Regions from separate parts of the Homo sapiens genome. Here regions 1 and 2 are each linked to region 3. Evidence: chromatin loops called from intact Hi-C (ENCODE). Cell type or tissue: gastrocnemius medialis. All regions are shown on one strand. Each heading gives the region's core, and the rest is flanking DNA. Links, peaks and the distances in the headings are about the cores only. Region 1 holds the start of LINC01673 (long intergenic non-protein coding RNA 1673). Region 2 overlaps LINC01697 (long intergenic non-protein coding RNA 1697). Region 3 overlaps ADAMTS1 (ADAM metallopeptidase with thrombospondin type 1 motif 1).

Region 1 (8,495 bases), core at 2,484-4,983, 790 kb after region 3:
TGTTCCCAACACTAAGAAACAATAAATGTTTGAGATGACAGATATGCCAGTTACTGTGATCTGTATATGTGTATATAGTGATCTGTAATGATCACTATACATGGCACGTGTCACAACATGGCTGTGTACTTCATAAATATGTAAGATTACTATATGTTAAATTAAAAATAGATTTAAAAACTGTTTGGATGTTCAAAATGAAAGAAACACTACAATGCCTTCAGAGGTGGATCTTTCACAGTTCTATTCTCAATACAAATAAAAACTGGGACTTTTTCAGTTAAGAGCACGCAAGGCAACCAAAGACAAAACAGGATCATGCAAATACATTGAGATACCTGCCACTGTTTAATACACACCAGAATACATAGAAAAGCTCATTGTTAGTCCATATGTTCTTTCTTGAAGTAAACTGAAATACTATTTGAATTAGCTCAGCAGAAAGAAGAACAAATTTTAATGATAACGAGCTATTTTCCAAAAATGAGACTAAGAAAGCAGTAAATAATAATTTACTGCATATCCTATAAATGTGCGCAATTATTATGTACCAATAAAAAAATGTTTGAAAAAGAAAAATAGCAGATTGCTCAAAATTAAGGAAACAACATAATGCCTTCAGGGAACGTAATAAGGGGATCTTGTTTCTACAAGGACTCCCTTTAGATCAGGGTTTCTCAAACTTGGCACTATTGACATTCTGAGCTGGATAATTCTTTGCAGCAGGAGGTTGTCCATGTAAGGTTTTCAGCAACGTCTCTGGCATTTATCCACTGGATGCCAGGAACACTTTCATTTAGTTGTGATAGCCAAAAACTTCCTGAAGGCAAAATTGCCCCTGGTTAAAAACTGCTGCTATAGATACACACACAGATTGTCAGGTATTAGATGAATATAGACATTAGATGCAGATAACTATAGATGGAGACATATACAATATATATATATATGTACTGGTGTAGGTACTACTTGCTTCTCATCATGACTTCATTTTCAAAGTGATAAATGTGAACATAGAGTCTCACAATTTAAAATTTAGTACCTGGACATAAAATAGTTTTAGACATTTTTCTCATGCCATGTTCAAAAATCTCAGGGACTGATTGATTCTTTTTGGTTCACATGCCTCCCTCAGATCAATGAACTTTACTCAGGGTATATGGAGTAATATAAATACAGTAAATCCTAACAAAATACGTAAGGATGGTGTCGTGAGAGGAGTAATTAAAAGAAAGAGTCAATGCTGTTCCCCTAAAACAGAAGATTACAAAGAACCTAAATGAAATGGAAGAGGGAATGCTATTACACAATTTAATATAGGAGATTTTTCTGAGCAGAAAGCAGACAGAGGTCTTCAATGTGAAAGGGCTTCACCAACCTCCTAAAAAAATTAACAAAAATAAATACATAGATTGATGTCTAGCATATCAGTTCAATGTATCAACTAAAAAATCTCAAGAGAAAAGACAGTTTACCTACAACAGAATGAGTATTAATTTATATTATTAATCTCATCTACAGTAGCTCAAAATAGAACAAAATGGAGCTTTAATTTTCTGAGGGGAGTTGTTTTCAACCTATAATTTTATACCTATCAATCAATGAAAATAACTGGGAAATGAAGGTATTTTAAGAACTCAAAACTTTCAGCTCACTTCATCCAGTTTAAGGATTTAATGGTGAATTTGTTTGTAAAGATAAGCAGGAAAAAAGAAAACATGAGGAGGGGACAACGGATTCAATGAAGTAGAAAAGCAAAGGGAAGACCCAGAAGGACATTTGTGCTGAGAACCTAAATTGCAACAAATCTAGACTAGAACAGGAAATAGCCATAGAGAAAAGCGTCTTTCATGGGATGGTACAAAGAATATTTTAGATATTATTGAAAGTATGACAATGTAATTGTTTAAGAAAAATAAAGGTCATCACTAACTCTAAAGAAAACAAGCTACAAGAGGATGTGAAGCCTATACAAAGAAAATTAAAAGAAGTCATAGTATACATACGTAACTAACCTGCATGTTGTGCACATGTACCCTAAAACTTCAAGTATAATAAAAAAGAAAAAAGAAGTCATAATGTTGAGCTATTGCTGGAAAATTCATAGAAATATATTTCCAAATATTCTCCTTTAACTGACAAAGAACTTGTAAATTTGAAACTACAGAAAACAAACCCTCGAATTCTGTAATGAATTATATTTCTCTAACCACAATATTCTTTTTTTTTTTTTTTTTTTTTCTTGAGACGGAGTCTCGCTCTGTCCCCCAGGCTGGAGTGCGGTGGCGTGATCTCAGCTCACTGCAAGCTCCGCCTCCCGGGTTCACGCCATTCTCCTGCCTCAGCCTCCCGAGTAGCTGGGACTACAGGCGCCCGCCACCACGCCCGGCTAATTTTTTTCTATTTTTAGTAGAGGCGGGTTTTCACCATGTTAGCTGGGATGGTTTCTCGATCTCCTGACCTTGTGATCCGCCCGCCTCAGCCTCCCAAAGTGCTGGGATTACAGGCGTAAGCCACCGCGCCTGGCCAACAATAATATTCTTTTTAAAAAAGTCAAATTTTCTCTTTCTGGTTCAGATCGGTTAAATAATAATTTACATATCTTAAGATTCACCTTTTTTAGATGTACAGTGCTATGAGGTTGATAAATGTATACAGTTCTGGAACCAATACCACAAATAAGATATGGAATGTTCATTTCATCTCAAAAAATTTGTTCATGTGGATTTGTATGGTTCTCCTCACAATCACTGATCTCGTTTCTGTCCCATTATTTTTTCAGAATGTCATATCAATGCAATGAGACAGTAGAGAGTCTTTTCTTGTATAGCTTCTTTCACAAGAATACTGTCTTGGGATTTATCCACATAATTAAATCTATCAGAAGTGTGTTTCTTTTTATCACTGATAAATATTTCATCTTATGGAAATACAAGTATTTTTAGGTATTCATCACTTGATATGTACTTAATTTATTTTCATGTTTTTGGCAATGTATTTATCAGGATCCCATCAGAAGAGATGGAGTTTCAATAACTGAATAACAGATTTCAGAAAAATTATGAAAAAAAATTATAGACATGTTAATATAAAAAGTATAATTTTAGTGCATCGGTTTCTAGTTCAAGGGGTCATAAAATCTCAACCAGATTTTAATAAACTATGATAACAGCCTTCAGATGGAAAGCAGGTCACATAAAAAAAAACTGGGAATTAGAATGGCATGGTAATTCTCACAGGAAGCACTAACTACAGAGTCTGAGTAAAAATATTTTTCACCCATCCTATACTCATACATCTTAGAAAATACAGCATCATAAATGGAATATTGGTAGAAATACGAGCATTAAAGGCATGCCTAGTGAGGGTTCATAAAGAAATGAGGAAAATGCTTATTAGAAAGTGGAGGAAAAGTAATCGTTATTATGTAGTAGCAGAAAGCTTGGCGGAATTGTGTCCTACAGTTAGTTATGTGGAAAGCAGAACCTATAGGAAATGAACTTTAATATCTAGCTGAGGGGATTTCCAAGCAATGTGCTGAAGGTAGAGCCTTGTTTCTTCCCATTGCTTACAGTGAAATGTGAGAAAAGAGAGAGATTGACGGAAGCGGTGTTAGGAAAAAGGGAAACAGGACCTGATGACTTGGGAAATTCTCAGCCAATCCAGATTGCAAAGGCACTAAAATTAGGAGATTCATAATCAAGAAAGCCTGTTCTGGACAGAAAGCCAAGGTGTGGCTGGACAACCTTTTGCTAGTACTTTGGAAGGATCAAAGGATCAGAGTATTCAATTACACACATGGCCTTTTGAAAGGATTAGAGCAGTGAATCATGGTTCCCCTCAGCCCTCCAAGCAGAAGCCAGGAATAGAGATGGTATTATAAAAAAAAGATTTGTGGATGAGCCTCTTGTCTAGTGGAGAGAATCCCTGAAACATACAGGGAATATTTGCAAGATTCTTAAGAATGTTGTGCCAACAGACATACTCAATGTCAGCTTGAACTAAAAGGGAGACAGAACAAAAGGAGGGAAGGCTATTGAATTCTCCAAATTCTACATGTAGAAAACAAATTGATAAAACTACTCAGCTGCAAACATGTAGAGTCTCTACAATAGCAGCAGAGCCAGGAAACACAGAGAATGATTCTCAAGCTTTGAAACCTAATGTTGAATGCAAAAACAGATTTTGAAATTGCTCACCTCTGGTGATTCCTTTTGTGAACTGGATATCTATTAGTGTTATCTGATCCCTATCTCACCATAGTATTTTAGGAGGCAATATCATGTTTTATAGTTTCACAGATCTCCCAACGGAGAATAATTTTGCCCCAGAGTGGATAATAGTGAACGCCCTAACCATGACTAATTTAGATAAATTAGATTACAAGATTTGGGCCTTCCATGATAATGAGACCTATATCCTAATTTCTGGAACCTGTGAATATGTTGTGTGTAAAGTACGAGACTCTGGGGATATTAAGTTAAGGATCTGGAGATGGAGAGATTATTCTGGATTATTTGGGTAGACCCAATGTAATCATGAAGGTCCTACAAAAGGGAGGCAGGGGTGTAAGAATCAGAAAAGACCATGTGATTGAAGATTGGAACTGAAAGAGAGAGAGTGATTAGCAGATATTTGCTGTTGGCTTTGAAGATATAAGATAGGCCACTTCTACAAGTCAAGGATGCAGAAAGTATCTAGAAGCTAGAAAAGGCAAGGAAACAAATTTTTCTGTAAAACCTTTAAAAGGAATGCAGTTCTATTGATCAATTTTAGACTTCTAACCTCCAGAACTGCATGATAATGCATTTGTATTATTTTAAGACGTTAAGTTGTGGCTTCCCCTTCCTAACTCCACCCGTACTACCACAGCCACCTTGTCCCTCTCCCATTCTCCTACCTTAGGGTAGAAGGAATAGAGGAAAAATAAACAGAAACCAGAAATTGTAATGCAATATGAAAGATGTGTTTTATGGAGTTTTCAGAAACTTGAAACAATTCAATAGAGGGGTTTATCAGAGTTCTTAGATTGGGGCCCCATTGGTGTCTTTCCTTCATAGGATAGATGTAAACAGGGTGGACACTGGACCACACGGCAGTGTATTAAACTGGTGAGTGTCGTTCGGGGGCTCTATGTCCCATTCTGCAATGTAAGGAACCGCCATGTAAGTAGAAGGTTAAGTAATGCTGTCGGGTTTACCAGTCTGGCTAAAAGTCACAGTAGGAGATCCAGACACAGGTATCCTTCTGGAAAATACTTGAAGAGGAGGCTTTCTCAAAGCAAAAGTCTCCAGGCCAATACAAAGAAATTTGTATTGTTTTAAATCATCAACTTTGTGGTAATATTTTACAATAGCAGTAGGGTGCTAATATATCATCCATACTATTAATCAAGGGTGAAAGCAACATAAAATTACCCTCAGATATAGCTAGATCCCAAAATTCATTTTATGTACTCTTTTTCTAGGAGGATCTTGAAGGACGTGTCTTCCAAACAGAGTATAGTTCCAAAGAAGACATGGTATCCCAGCAACCAAATGTACAACACAGGAGACAGATGAATTTCTCATTCTTGTAGGCTACCATTTCTTTTGGCTTATTACAAAACAACAGGATGCTGCAGCTTTATCAAAGTCTACTTATTTGTCCACTAAAAGTTTATGGCTATACGTTTCCAACTAGAACATCTGAACACCAATATATGGAATTCTGACAAAGTTAAAACCAGGAAGAGATCCTATGAAGGCTGACATTTTGTACATCTGTTTTATAGAACAATAAAAATAAGAAGAACAAGAATAAGAACAGCAACAACATTTGCAGTGAGTCTGCTCTCTATCAATGAGTTAAATTCTTTAACACACACATACGCACACACACACACACAAAATGGGTTTGATATCATTTGGTTATTAATCACATGTATAGATAAGGAAACTAGATTTAGAAAAGTGACATAACATGCCAATGTCATTATATTATTGAAAAAAGAAATTCAATGAGAATTGATGTATTTCTATTTATAATTTAGGGCTATTGTGCCAGCTTCATACTAGAAACCACCAACTCTTATCACACAGGAAAAAAAAATCCAGTTTTACTTAAAGAATAAGGAAAAGACAGAATTAGCCACAAAATCAAATATCCCCATATGCCTAGCTGAAATCTCATTAGTGTCACAATCATTTTAAAAATTTAAAATAAGACCACTCACCTGGAGGTAAAGAGCCAGAGCATATATTTACTTGCCATGAAAAATGTTTTTCTTATACATAGTGCCTAAGAAGTATGGGATTTTATTTCCTTTTTCACAGCTGGAAAGGCTTAGTAACCAATTCACTTTTTTAGTGTAATATCATCTGGTTTTAGGCAGTGCCAGAAAAGAAATGAAAAAACAATTGAGCAAAATATATGGCTTTAAATGAATGTAAACCATGTGCATGGGTTTCATATCAAATTCTGAAATGTTTTTTCAGTTTGAATGTGAAACTATCTAATAAGGACAACATTCTAGCTAGAGATCAATTAACTTATTTGTGATATTGCTTTTATTTAAAAGAGTAAGCAAATATGGACTGGGTGTCTATTATGTACTTGTTTCTATGATACCTTTCATTTATTTTATAATACTAGGACTAACAACAATGCTATAGCATCATTTGAAGCAAGTATCCTGACTTCTGTGGTAGTTGTCTTGAGGGCTTTTTTCCTAACATTTTAAGAGAAAACTGAGTTAGGAAGATGTATTCCATCCAAAATATTTAAGCGAACTGACCTCTATAAGATGATGGATGCCAATAAGCTAATGGATACATTCATTCTCTTTTCAAAGAGACAAAATCTTTTTAAAAACATTTATTACTATTTTGGTGCAATTAGAGAGGCAAAAGTCTAATTACAAGTAAAACTAAGAACACCAGAGTGTTACGTGAAATAGGTTGATTATAATAAAGGTGTTCTGGAAAGTTATAAAAGAGCTGCTGCTTTTGCTTCCAAAGCTCTAAAATATTTAATAAATTAGAAAGAAAACACATTAGTTAAGTGTTAATTTCACTCAATTGTTTATCCTTAATTTCAATTTCCAGGGGGAAATTATTACTTGGTTTACACAGCAGGATTTTTTTTAACCATACAGAAGTTTCAGGAAATTATTTTATAGAAGTAACGTTTCGACTACTAGTGGAAGGTGGCAGGTTGAGGATAGGAATTTACCTCCTTCCCTCCCAATATCCTGTGGAAATGAAGAAAAACTCATTTTAAGGTGTGTAAATCCAAAACATAGTTCTGGAAAGCAAGAAAGAGTGCTATTAATTCATTGCACTAATTTTGAGGACTTTCCAGAGCATAACACTGATATTGGATTAAAGGAGCAACAGAGTAGGAACAGTATAACCCAAAACAAATGCAAGATCATTGTATTGGAGAGAGTCATCCTTCCCATCTCTACTTTAGAGAAACTAAACTCTAAGTCAACATTCACAAAGAACAGGGAATGATCCTAGGGACATTTAAAGGCAGAACCTATAGAAGGTTCTATAAAGGCTTCCATAAAGTCTATAGAAGAATTTAGCCTAATGTAACTCCCCGTCCTGATCACCGGCTATACAGATGAGTGAGATATTCTTTTGTCAACTGCTTTACTGACCTCTTCCCATATACCCAAGCTTTATATTAGAGTTCCACAGTGCTAGGTAATGTGCTGTTTATTATTCTCTATCATCTCTCCAACTTGATTTAAACTTTCTGTATTGCTTAAGTATCATCTATCTCTTGAAGACTTCCATTTTTCAAGTTTCCAACTCATAGCTAGATTTGAAGTCTGATTGCCTACTGACATGCCTACTTTGATGTTTCAGGGCTTCTGTAGTGACTACTCATTGGTCAGGGTTCATTCACCCATTTTGTAGTAACAATTCATCAATCACCCTTCAGAGAATCAGTAGTTTTCCAATCTTCCCATGTTGTTCAAATTAGGTTGATTTCTTTTCTGCTCCAAGCATCAACCTATGTTCCAGATTTAGTCAATCACATGAATCAGTTCTGATCAATGAGAGACAAATAAGTGGTTTTTGCAAAAGATATTTAAAAAAAAGAAAACATTACTGGGGTGGACAAGGTGAAAATAATATAAGCATGGATTTTAAAGGGCACATGCATGCACACACACATACGAGGACACATATAGAGACACAGGGCCCAGTGTAGAGGGACAAAGACAAAATTGTTACAAAACAATTTGAACCTCATCTTCTAATGTCTTCCTCACATTATCACATTTTTGTCACCTTTGAGATGTTGCCATGTAGTTGGATTTCTCTTTACCAGGAATGCTCTGTGATCTTGGTCTTTGCCTAGCTGTTTCCTTCTCAAACTTCAGGACTCAGTTTAAATACTAACTCAAGAGAGATTTTGCTCAACTATCACTCAAAATGGCACCATCAACATTCTCTATAAAGGCTAGAAGATGTGGCTGCTATATCACTGTGTAGTGGTTT
Region 2 (8,495 bases), core at 2,298-4,797, 1.2 Mb after region 3:
CTATTTTCAGGCAATCTACACATCATGGTTAGTAGGTTTCTAAATAAACGTCAAGCTTGGATGTTTTGTAAAATATTAGTTTCAGTACAGTACTGTTACATGATGTTACATCAAAGATTTTGCATAGGTATCCATCTAGTTGCTCTACAGTGAATAATTGGGTGGGGGAGAACATTGTGGATGTTCTAATTACTGCACTTCATGTGTTTGCTGTATTTAGAAATTTGAATATTTCCAGTAAGTAAGCCAGGTATTCTGGATTTAAGTAAATACAACTTCAGCTTTAGTAGTTGTCACTGTATTTCCTCTGACAGTTTACTGTGTTTCTTTCTCTCTTTTAAAACTTCCTCTTCTACTTTAAGTACTTTATCCATTCTGTTTCTAGGACTTGTCATCCTCTGCTCATTCTCCACATCATTATGTTCTTTTACTAAGAAATTTTATTTCCAATCTCATTTCTTTTTACCCCAGATAATTTTTTTCCTAATAATTTTTTTTCTAGTTTTGATTTCAGCTGCCAAATATTTGATCCAAAATGGTTCTCTTATTCTCAGTGGTATTCGGATTCCTTCATTGAATTTGCCTGCACTGGAAACTAAACCAGTCAGAAGAACCCTTTGGTGGGACTTTGGTTCTGGATTTCATTCAGGGACCACAGAGCTGCTCTTGAACTCAAGCGTTCTCAAGAAGACACTTCAGTGCTCTGCTAGTAAAAACTGTGTATCCATGCAAGTTCAGACTCATTACATAAGCATTCCAATTTTTTTTGTCACAAAGAAAATCGTGCACATCTGCTATTTAAATAGTCTCTGGCTAAAAAAGTTGTTGCTTCTATATAAGAAAGCATAGCTTAGATATACATTACAGTGTTTCTTATTGTCATCCAACACACACACATTCTGTTTGCTTAATCCATTGCAGTCTCCTTCTCTGCCCCTTTTTACCCAAAGTTCCTTTCTTGGAGTGAGATGAGGGAATGAAGGAAGGTTTAGATTTAAATAAACAGACTGTAGGGGTTTCCTGAGGCTATCACATGGTGGATGCCTCTGCTATAAAACTTTGTCTTAATAAATAACATTATATTCACATGAATATTGAGTTAAATTGATTCATTTTGTGTGTCCTTTTAAAGATTGACTTTGGAAGTCTCCCTTTTTAGGAGATTTTAGAATTGTGTTGGAGAAATTGGAATTTCATTAACAACATATAGTCAATGCAGGTAACTGTTTCAGGTGCTTCCTCAAAGCAAGGATGACCCAGGAGAGATACAATCATCTTAGTGTGCTTTATGTGATTCATATGAAATTCAACCCTTTTGGAGTTTCAGTTCTTAGCAAAATACCACTTCCTGTTTTTGAGGAAAAAAATGGCATAAGAAGTCATATAAAAAGACTCATAAGGCCCTTGGACATCAAATAACTCTTACAAAACAATATTTTAATGAATTAAGTGTAAATGAATCAGAAACATGTGGGTTGAATTTCCCTTGAAATACCCATGGGCTTAAAAATTAAGGGGAAAAAAAAAAAAGAATTGCTTGGCAAAAAATCATGTTCATTTTATCGAGCTCAAGCCTTTTGATAAAAAAAAAAGAAAAAGGAAGCAGCCTTGATTTGGTTGACTGAATTAAAAATTTAAAAAAAAAACACGACCATAGTCTTTATTTGTATTTTTAAATTCTGCAAAAGCCAGGTTGCAGATATAATTATGTGTCTATTTGGGTGTCAGATTCATTAATGTTAGACCATTTTTCAAGGACGGTAACATTTTGATTAACCAGAATTCTCAAGTAATGGTTGTCTTTCCCAGGGCAGAAGTGGCAGCCAGAAGGAGAACTAAAGACTGTAGTTCAAATAAAGTTCATTAGAGCAGAAGTAAAGAAAACATGGTAATCATTCAGTTCACTAACCAAGAAGATCCAAAATCCAAAGGAGTAGTGGGCCCGGTTAGCTAACCACTGAACAAAAGTCTAGAAAAACAGTCATGCAAGGGCTGGAGCTCAGAAGATAAGGAAAGCTAAAAATAAGTGGAAAAATCTGTGTACTGAGGGGAAGATCTGGGATAAAAGAAAATGCTGACAAAAGAAAAATAAAAATTGCAAAGACTGAAAAACTTCGAGTGGCAACTAGAAATGGCCAAAGTACAGCAGGGCAGAGGGGTTGGAAAACTTCTAGAGATAGGAAAAGCCGGGCAGATATGAATATTCAATGCCGTATTGTGAACACAGATGTTAATATGAGTAAAAAATGTGAGTTGTTGGCTCTGCCAACTTCGTCATAGAAGCCATGCTACTCACTGCACCTGTAATGTGCTTAGGTTAGGGTGTCTTAAAATACCTATGGATGCACGCAAGATTATTTATGACTCATTTGCAGAGACATGTTTATATTCAGATTTATTCAGGTTTTGGTGGAGTGAAGAATTTGAATTTAGAGAGTCTAGGAGACCTAGTTTTCTGATAGGGAAAAAGCTGCAATTGGAAGAGAGAGTAAAGATGTTACATAGTAAAGAGAAGTTTGGGAGTCACCCTTCTCCAGCTTAGGGTAGCTCAGCTTCCCTCTGTAGGTGAGAACCTGTAGGTCAACCAACATAATGTTTAGTTCTTTCAGAAATATTTGTCCTGAACTCTTATATTAATAAACAGCTTGTTTTGTAAAGCAGAGATAGGTTAAAGTCTTTAAAAATTATTTTTATTTCCAGGAAATTCTAGTAAATGATAATAATTTGTTGATATAAATGTTACCTATTGATGACACCTATACACAAAGAAAGTATTCAAATTGTATAGAAAACATATCTATTGAGAAAGTTAATCTTTTTATTTAAATAGTATTTGTTTAAGCATAGATTTTAGTTAAAAGCCAAAAGTATAGCTTTTACTAGCAATTGTGCCATGATACTGTCTACCACCAGTAACAACCCTTCACCCTAAAAAATAATTTTAAAGAGAAAAAACCGGTAAAGCAATAACAGAAGTGGGCATACATTTTGGGGATAGTAAACTATATTTTGTCTTTCTAGTTTGTTAATTTAAAATAAAAATAACAGGAAAAGACAAAACTGAAATAAAGAATACATTTGCATATGATACAAACTCGTAGAAAACTTGAGTGCCAAGACACAGCTGATGATATTAAAAAGGGAATGATGTGGAACTCAGATCTAGTCATTGAGTCATAATTAACACTCTTAAATACAGATTTTGCCTTTGCCCAGAAAAGCAGGCAGTTTTTTAGTCTTTTTTTATTTTTCCACTTATGTTAAAGAGGTAATGGGAAGAGGTAGGGGAGGGTTATTTCAGGAATTTTTTAAGATTATATCAAGTTTTATCAGTAGACAGCCAGTTCGCTGTCATCCACCTGAGAGAATCATGGTCTAGTATTCCCACTCAGTGATTTTATTTTTCTGTGATCATTACCTTCAGCTATGTTCCATCAATCTTCCTTTCTTAACCTTCAGTGCCATTTGAGCAGAATCCAAAATGTTTTGGCACTTTTAATTACTAAAATCTATACCTTTTAAATTTTAATGTAAACTCAATGTAAAAATCAACTTCTCCTTTTACACCAGCCTGGATTTGAGCTGAAGCTCAAATGGTCACAGAAGGCTGCTGAAGTTGTCTTAAGCAAGGTCTGGCTCAGAGCTGTCTCTTCCTTGCCTTCTTCTGGGAGTAGCTCCTCCAGTGTGCTGGAGTGGAAGAAACGTGAGCCTACAGACTGAGTGTCTTGGCTTAACTGTTCTTGTGATCCTCTCTCTTACTGCCATTACTTCTCTCTCTAACACTGACTGGCCTTTGATAAACTCCAGGTCACCATGAGGTGGCAAATTTTCACATGCTGGTGAAAGAGCCCAGCAAGTGACTGAAGCTTAAAGTCTACTTTAATCACCTCCTGAAAGCTCTGGTAGAATGCCCCGGTTGCTAAAACTGTAACCTTTATGTGAGGGATAACCTCTTTGGGATTGTTATTTTTCTATAAACTTGAGATAGGCTTATATTTATTTAAGAATACTTTCATGCAGTTATATTACCCAGTACCCATCTCTCTTTGCTTAAATCTTTCATACTAAGATTTATACCAGCTTTTAAAGTTCAAGATAGAATCTAAATAATTTGATGAGTCTCGCCATTCAGGATTAGCCCACGGAGCTATCTCACCTATTTCACAATATGTTCTTGTGCTCTTTTTGAATTCTATTTTATTTATAATTGCATAAAACTGTAGGTGAATGACCCTGGATGTCATCACAGCAGCTTGGACAATGTTATCAGTAAATATGCAATATGTGTGCACTCACATGAGTGTGTACACATCTGAGTGTGTATGTATGTATGTGGGGGGGGCTTATATTGGAGATATGGCAAGGAGAGGAGGAGTAACAAACCAAGGCAAAATGAAATTATGCTGTGTAGTCATTTCATATCAGCACACCATTCACTATCTTTATCCAAAATTGCCTTTCGAAAAATTAAGTCTATTTAATATACTGGGAAGGGGACTTAATGAGTTGTTGTATGCAAATTCCTGATTATTTTCCCTCTACCATCAGCAACAGTTCAACAAAGTGCATCTCATCTTACTCTTAGGGTTGTTTAAGAACTTGATCCCTGGGAACACCTGTTAGTAGCATGGCTTAAAATTCTCTGTGTTGTTTTCTCCCCCTTTGGAAGCTGTTTCACCCAGCTGCTGATAATTAGAAAAACAAAGCAAATCCCTCTCATGGATGCTGTCCTCTGGCGAAAGCCAAGCAGCATAAAGCCAAAGAACACCGTAAGCCTTTTTGTTTTAAACGAGGAGGCACGCTGCACTATATTCCTCTTGACTGCAAAACCACAGGAATGGATTAATATCACTAACCACAAGAGACCTTTGTGTACGAATGTGGGGGGAGGGCATGAGAAGAATATTAATCTGTGATGTATGACCTTATAGTTTCTGCAAAAAGTTAAAAGCTGCATGTATTTGAATCAACGCATGATAAATGTATCAGCCATATAAGATGAATAATATGGCTAAATACCAAGAGCTGAGCTCTTTCCCAGAATTAACTATTTTTAACTCAGGAGGCTTTTCAAATATTATGCAGAGATGGACATTCAGTAAATAGAACAGAATTAAATAAGAATTCAAAAGCAAAGCAAAACTCTAGCACCAGATAAGCCCCTTCAATTAATCCTTATCTTTTAATATATTACATATACAATACATGTATGTCTGTAATATATTCAGTGATATGTATATATGACACTTAGTGAATAATTAAGAAAAACATTAAAATTGATATTTTATTGTGTTTAAATACAAGATGAACTGTAGAAGCAAAATGATAGTTTATGTGTCCTACATACTTTTAAAAGAAATAAATCAAGGTGCATTTTAGTAATTTAACATGCTTATAATACTTTTGTTTGTTGAAATAAGAATTTTCTGAACATCTAAAATATGCAAAGCATTTTAGTAGGTACTACGGATACTAAAGAAAAAAATAAAATGGAAGAGAAGCATATTTGTGAATATTTCTCAATAGTCTGGGATTCAAGATCTTATTCCAAGTTGCATTTCAAATCTTATTACTCTTCTACCTGTGTGACCCTCTCCCAGTACAACTGTTTAAAGATTCTAAAGTGAATCCTAGATCTTCAGCAAAATATATGCCCTTTGTATATAATACCTCCCTCCATCTTTAACTGTCAAAATTCTGCAGTCTTCAAGATGTGATAAAACTCACTGGTAGATTATTGCAGGTGGTCATCATGGTGGCAATTAGGGTCTAATCTAGGGTGATGAAAATTGAGGTAAAAATTAAGAAATAGATTCAATAGATTCTACTATATTGAAAAATGTAAGAGGTAGACATTAGTTATCCGTGAGTAATGAAGGGAAATCAGGTGTTTGTGATGATGAAGATTTCAAATCTGGGTGACTAAAGAAGATTAATGCCGTGAATACAAATAGGGATGTCAAAAATACGGGTTCAGTGTGTGAGACAAAGGTGATCAGTTTAGTTATTTTAAATGTAAAATGTCTATGGGACATCCTGGAAATATCATAAAAACATATAAAAATTAGAAGAACTTTAGTCTGGGCATGGTCATTCATACCTGTAATCCCAGCACTTTTGGAGGCCAAGGTGAGCAGATCACCTGAGGTCAGGAGTTCGAGACCAGCCTGGCCAAGATGGTGAAACCCTGTCTCTATTAAAATACAAAAATTATCCAGGCATGGTGGCATGTGCCTGTAATCCCAGCTACTCAGGAGGCCAAGGCAGGAGAATCGCTTGAGCCTGGGAGATGGAGGTTGCAGTGAGCAGAGATTGTGCCACTGCACTCCAGCCTGGGAGACAGAGCTAAACTCCATCTCCAAAATAAATAAATAAATAAATAAATAAATATAGGAGAATGTTAGAGCTGAGCTATAACTAAGCTTTATGGTGCATGGTGCAAATGCATCCTGCTGGAAAGCAATGCTTGAAATTATGAGACTCTGGAGGCCAACAAGAAAAAACATTGATAAACATTTATCTCTAGAGAACAAGAAAAGGTTGAGGAGCAAGCAACCAAGGGACTCAGAAGAAAAACTTTCTTATATTGAAGAGACTAGGAAAAGAGTATCAACAGCCACAGAGTTCAATAATGTTATTTACTGGCAGTCTCCAACCTTTTTGGCACCAGGGACCAGTTTCATGGAAGACAATTTCCCACAGATCAGGGTGGAGGGTGGTTTGTGGATGATTCAAGTGCATTACATTTGTTGTGCAGTTTATTTCTATTATGATTACATTATAATATAGAATTAAATAATTATACAACTCATCATAATGTAGAATCAGTGGGAGCCCTGTACTTGTTTTTCCGCAACTAGAAGGTCCCATGTGGGGGTGATGGGAGACAGTGACAAATCAACAGGTATTAGATTTTCATAAAGAGTGCCCAAGTTAGATCCCTTGCATGCACAGCATAGGGTTCACGCTCCTATGAGACTCTAATGCTGATGCTGATCTGATAGGAGGTGGAGCTCAGGCAGTAATTTGAGTGATGGAAAGTGGCTGTAAATATGCTGAAGCTTCAATATTAGGAAGCAGCCGGGTTCCTAACGGTTCAGTCCGTGGCCCCAGGACTGGAGACCCCTGTTGTATATGACAGGTGTCCAGGAATAAAAATAACTAATAGAAGATCACCACTCAGTGGAAACTGGTCAACTTTAAGGAAGCAAGTTGTAAAGAGTTAGCTGCAAAAGAAGTCATAGTGCTTGGATTTGAGAATGAAAATAGCGAGCAAGTCAGGAATTGTTGCGGGAAGTCAGGGACCCCGAACGAAGGGACCAGCTGAAGCCATGGCAGAAAAACATAAATTGTGAAGATTTCATGGATATTTATTAGTTCCCCAGATTAATACTTTTATAATTTTTTATGCCTGTCTTTACTGCAATCTCTGAACATAAATTGTGAAGATTTCATGGACATATATCACTTCCCCAATCAATACTCTTATAATTTCCTATGCCTGTCTTTACTTTAATCTCTCAATCCCGTCATCTTTGTAAACTGAGGATGTATGTAGCCTCAGGATCCTGTGATGATTGCATTATCTGCACAAATTGTTTGTAGAGCATGTGTGTTTGAACAATATGAAATCTGGGCATCCAAAAGGAACAGGATGGCTGCAATTTTCAGGGAACAAAGGAGATAACCATTGGGCCTGACTGCCTGCGGGGCCAGACAAAACAGAGTCATATTTCTCTTCTTACAAAAGTGAATAGGAGAAATTTCGCTGAATTCTTTTTCTCAGCAAGGAAGAGCCCTGAGAAAGAGAATGCATTCCCAGGGATAGGTCTCTAAAATGGCCACTCTGGGAATGTGTGTCTTATACAGTTGTAGGTATGGGATGAAATTAGCCCTGGTCTCCCGTAGCACCCCCAGGCCTACTAGGATTAGAAAATTCCTGCCTAGTAAATTTTAGTCAGACTGGTTGTCTGTTCTCAAACCCTGTCTCCTGATAAGATGTTATCAACAATAATGCGTGCCCTGTGGGACATGACACTTCATCAGCATTTCTAATTTCACCCTAGTCCAGTGATCTCGCTCTGCCCCCATTTGCCTTGTGATATTTTATTGCCCTTGAAGCTTGTGATCTCTGTGACCCACACCCTATTTGTACACCCCTCCCCTTTTGAAATCCATAATAAAAACTTGCTGGTTTTGTGGCTCAGGAGGCATCACATAACCTGCCGACATGTGATGTCTCCCCTGGACACCCAGCTTTAAGATTTCTCTCTTTCGTACTCTTTCCCTTTATTTCCCACACCGGCCGACACTTAAAGAAAATAGAAAAGAACCTACGTTGAAATACTGGGGGCTAGATCCCCTGATATCGAATAATACTTTATTCCTTGGGGTTTGAAAGTGAAAGATACTCAACAGAGATTTTCATAGCTTAAGGGGGACTGAATGAGATAGAAAATGTGATCCTTGTTACCTAAATATTTCCATTCCTAAAA
Region 3 (2,543 bases), core at 44-2,543:
ACTTATTAATAAGGGGAGCATGACCCTTGGGATCTAACTTTTTTGGCAGGGTGTGCCTTCACATATGCTTTGGAGCATCTACATTCATTATTGTTGACATAAGAAGACTTCATGTGACTTTAATCAAGCTTTTTTCTAATGCTTTTAAAATAGAACTGTGAAACTTGAGATATTTAAATTACAGTAGAAATGAGTAAGATAAACCATGCTAGCCAATTAAAAAAGGTTAACTGCAAAAACACTGGTGAAATGCCTTGTATATATCTTTTTGGTACAACGTAGACTCCTAAGAGGACAGTCTCACAGCTGGTACCATCTTCCTCTTACCTGTCTGGTGAAAAGAATTGCTGTGTCATAGTGCTCTGCATCCCGGTCACTGGGTGGGTTGTGCTGCTTCTGCCAGTTGCAAAAGTTCCGCAGAGTGAGGGCAGCATTGGAGGTCACTTCCGGCCCCTTCTGTTCATCGTGGATGACCAAGATCTTCACCACCACCAGGCTAACTGAATTACGAATGCTGGGGTGTTTGTACAATCTGGCTGCCACCGAAAACAACGTGAGAAGGTAATGCTTTAGACCACTGCCGTGGAATTCTGCCATCGACTGGTCTGCCACAAGCATGGTTTCCACATAGCGGTGACTGGACACAAATCGCTTCTTTCTTATGCTTCCAGTTCCTGTAAAGAAAAAAAAAAGTTTGCTTATGGTCAGGCTGTCCAAGAATAGTTACCTTCCTAGCATATATTAGGAAAGCCTAACCAGTCAAAGCAAACAAAGCAAAAATATACCCAGAACAACAATAACAAAAATATTTGCATATCTTCACTCCAAGTGTTATTTTTAAAGTTCTCTCCTCTCCTTTAAATAAAAAGACCACGCGCTCCTTTGCATGGTCAGGATCTTTCTGTGTGTGAGCAGGATTTCTTCTGTTCTCTTTGAAATCCCACAGTCTGAACAAGGCAATTTCGCACATAATCCTACCCAATTGTAGTAAAATCTTGGAGCAAGAGCGGCAGGCAGAGGCCCTGAGTCACTCTTTCACAGGCGAGGGCTCAAATCCTGAATGAGATCATCAGGCTCCACGTGGAAGGCCTCGGGTAGGGCCTGGGCTGCTGCCAAGGGGCCGGGCCTTAAGGAATCTCAGACTGCACAGCTCTGCTGTCTCATTCCAGGGGTCCCTGGGGTGCTCCGCTCTTGCCAATTCCGGGCACAAGGACCACCCACTCTGCCCAGCAGCCTCTGGCCCCACTCCCACTGCCCCAGCGAAATAAGTTCCAGCTTCCAGGCATGATTGATTATTTGGAACAGAGCCTTCCACTCCGGACTGAGACCCAACCCCTGCAGAAAGTCCTAAACTGGGCTGCGACCACTTTGCTCCCAGGAGCAGAGGAGCAGGGGAAAAGGGGAGAATTCTTTAAAAAATGACACGCGAGAGAGTTAAAGAAGGAAAAAGGCACCAAAGTGATGAAACAAAAAGAACTGGAGAATAAGCACTGCACAGAGAGAAGGCCGTAGCAGGAAGGACCGGCAGTGACTTTCAACAGTGCTTGAGAGCAGAATTATGGCCGCGAGAGGGAGTGCAAACTGGGAGGCGGGGCAAACCCGGGAAAGACCTCCCAAGCAGGTTCTGCGAAGGGGCCCCACCGCCTTCAGCCCGCCTGGGTCAGCCTTATAAGGGGGAAAGGGGACAGAAGTCTGCAGAACAGAGATCCTAGCGTAGCCGCTCAGGGTACCTTCCCAGGTCACCATTGCTCCTCTGCCCTCTCCACATCCGCCCTCCCGTGAGCGCAGGATGCACGCACAGGCAGCGGTTACAAAACTCAGCGCAACGTTGCAACCCGCACAAAAGGCGCACACAAAATCATTAAAAAGAAATACACAGAGTGGAAAGAACTCGCACAAGCTCCAACTCGCTAAAGGTGGAAGGAGTCAGGTTACAAACTCTCCCTCCCCGGCCTAAATGCTTTGCTTTAGTTTGCAGAAAATCGTTTGTCAGTTTTTTTCTTGGTTATTCATTATTCGGGCAAATGCAAGTATGTTTTCTAGCTGAGTTCACCAATCCAAACCTCAAACCACATTCCTCCACTCCAGGCCTCCGTTCTGTCCGCGGACTTATGATCCTGCCTGCCAGCAGGAGTCTACCCTGAAGTCGCGTGGGATAGATAAAGTGAGGAGAGGAGGATGAATGGACAGACAAACGAGAGCAATTCTTCTACCTGTGGGCTGTCCTACGCCTTGCAGTGCCGGGTCCTGCGGCGACCACTGAGCCCCTTCGTCCTCGCCCTCAGTCCCTTCGTCCTCGTCTTCGGTCTCCGCTTTCCCAGTCGGCCGGGGCTCGTCGTCCACGACCCCGCACGTGCCGCCGACGTCGCCCTGCCGATTCCGCCGCAGGAGGTGGAACTGTAGTGGTGCCGGCGGCTTCTCCCCTGGGGCGGCGGTGGCGAGGCGCTCGCTGGCGGCGGGCAGCGGCTGGATGAAATACGCCTCCCCCAGCAGGTAGAAGGCGCCGCGCACGCCCTCGCAGAGGCTGAGGGCGGCAGCCGAGC

The links. Peaks named below come from ENCODE experiments on the same cell type or tissue, not always from the same donor. Only the 100,000 strongest peaks of a DNase experiment are listed, where the experiment ranks them.
Region 1: it touches region 3 in a loop (11-fold over the local background); 4 of 110 quality-filtered maps call a loop at or near these places.
Region 2: a loop joins it to region 3, with 4 times the contacts of the local background. A loop is called at or near these places in 51 of 110 quality-filtered maps.

The regions. Positions count from the first base shown.
Region 1 is chr21:27,633,102-27,641,596 of GRCh38, forward strand. LINC01673 (long intergenic non-protein coding RNA 1673) reads left to right here and starts at 5,517. Exons shown (of 4, transcript NR_183539.1): 1 at 5,517-5,822. In gastrocnemius medialis, for the core only: no CTCF peak of the experiment used is centred there; a DNase peak (open chromatin) is centred at 3,740; H3K27ac peaks cover 2,500 bases.
Region 2 is chr21:28,064,908-28,073,402 of GRCh38, forward strand. All of the region lies in intron 1 of LINC01697 (long intergenic non-protein coding RNA 1697), which reads left to right. Among named protein-coding and RNA genes, the nearest start is that of LINC01697, 21 kb to the left of the region's middle. In gastrocnemius medialis, for the core only: no CTCF peak of the experiment used is centred there; a DNase peak (open chromatin) is centred at 3,744; H3K4me3 peaks cover 1,169 bases; H3K27ac peaks cover 2,500 bases.
Region 3 is chr21:26,842,012-26,844,554 of GRCh38, forward strand. It overlaps ADAMTS1 (ADAM metallopeptidase with thrombospondin type 1 motif 1), which reads right to left. Exons shown (of 9, transcript NM_006988.5): 1 at 2,214-2,543; 2 at 328-674. Among named protein-coding and RNA genes, the nearest start is that of ADAMTS1, 2.1 kb to the right of the region's middle. RefSeq lists an enhancer at 1-1,144. In gastrocnemius medialis, for the core only: a CTCF peak has its summit at 1,572; DNase peaks (open chromatin) are centred at 563, 1,090 and 1,580; H3K4me3 peaks cover 2,383 bases; H3K27ac peaks cover 2,500 bases.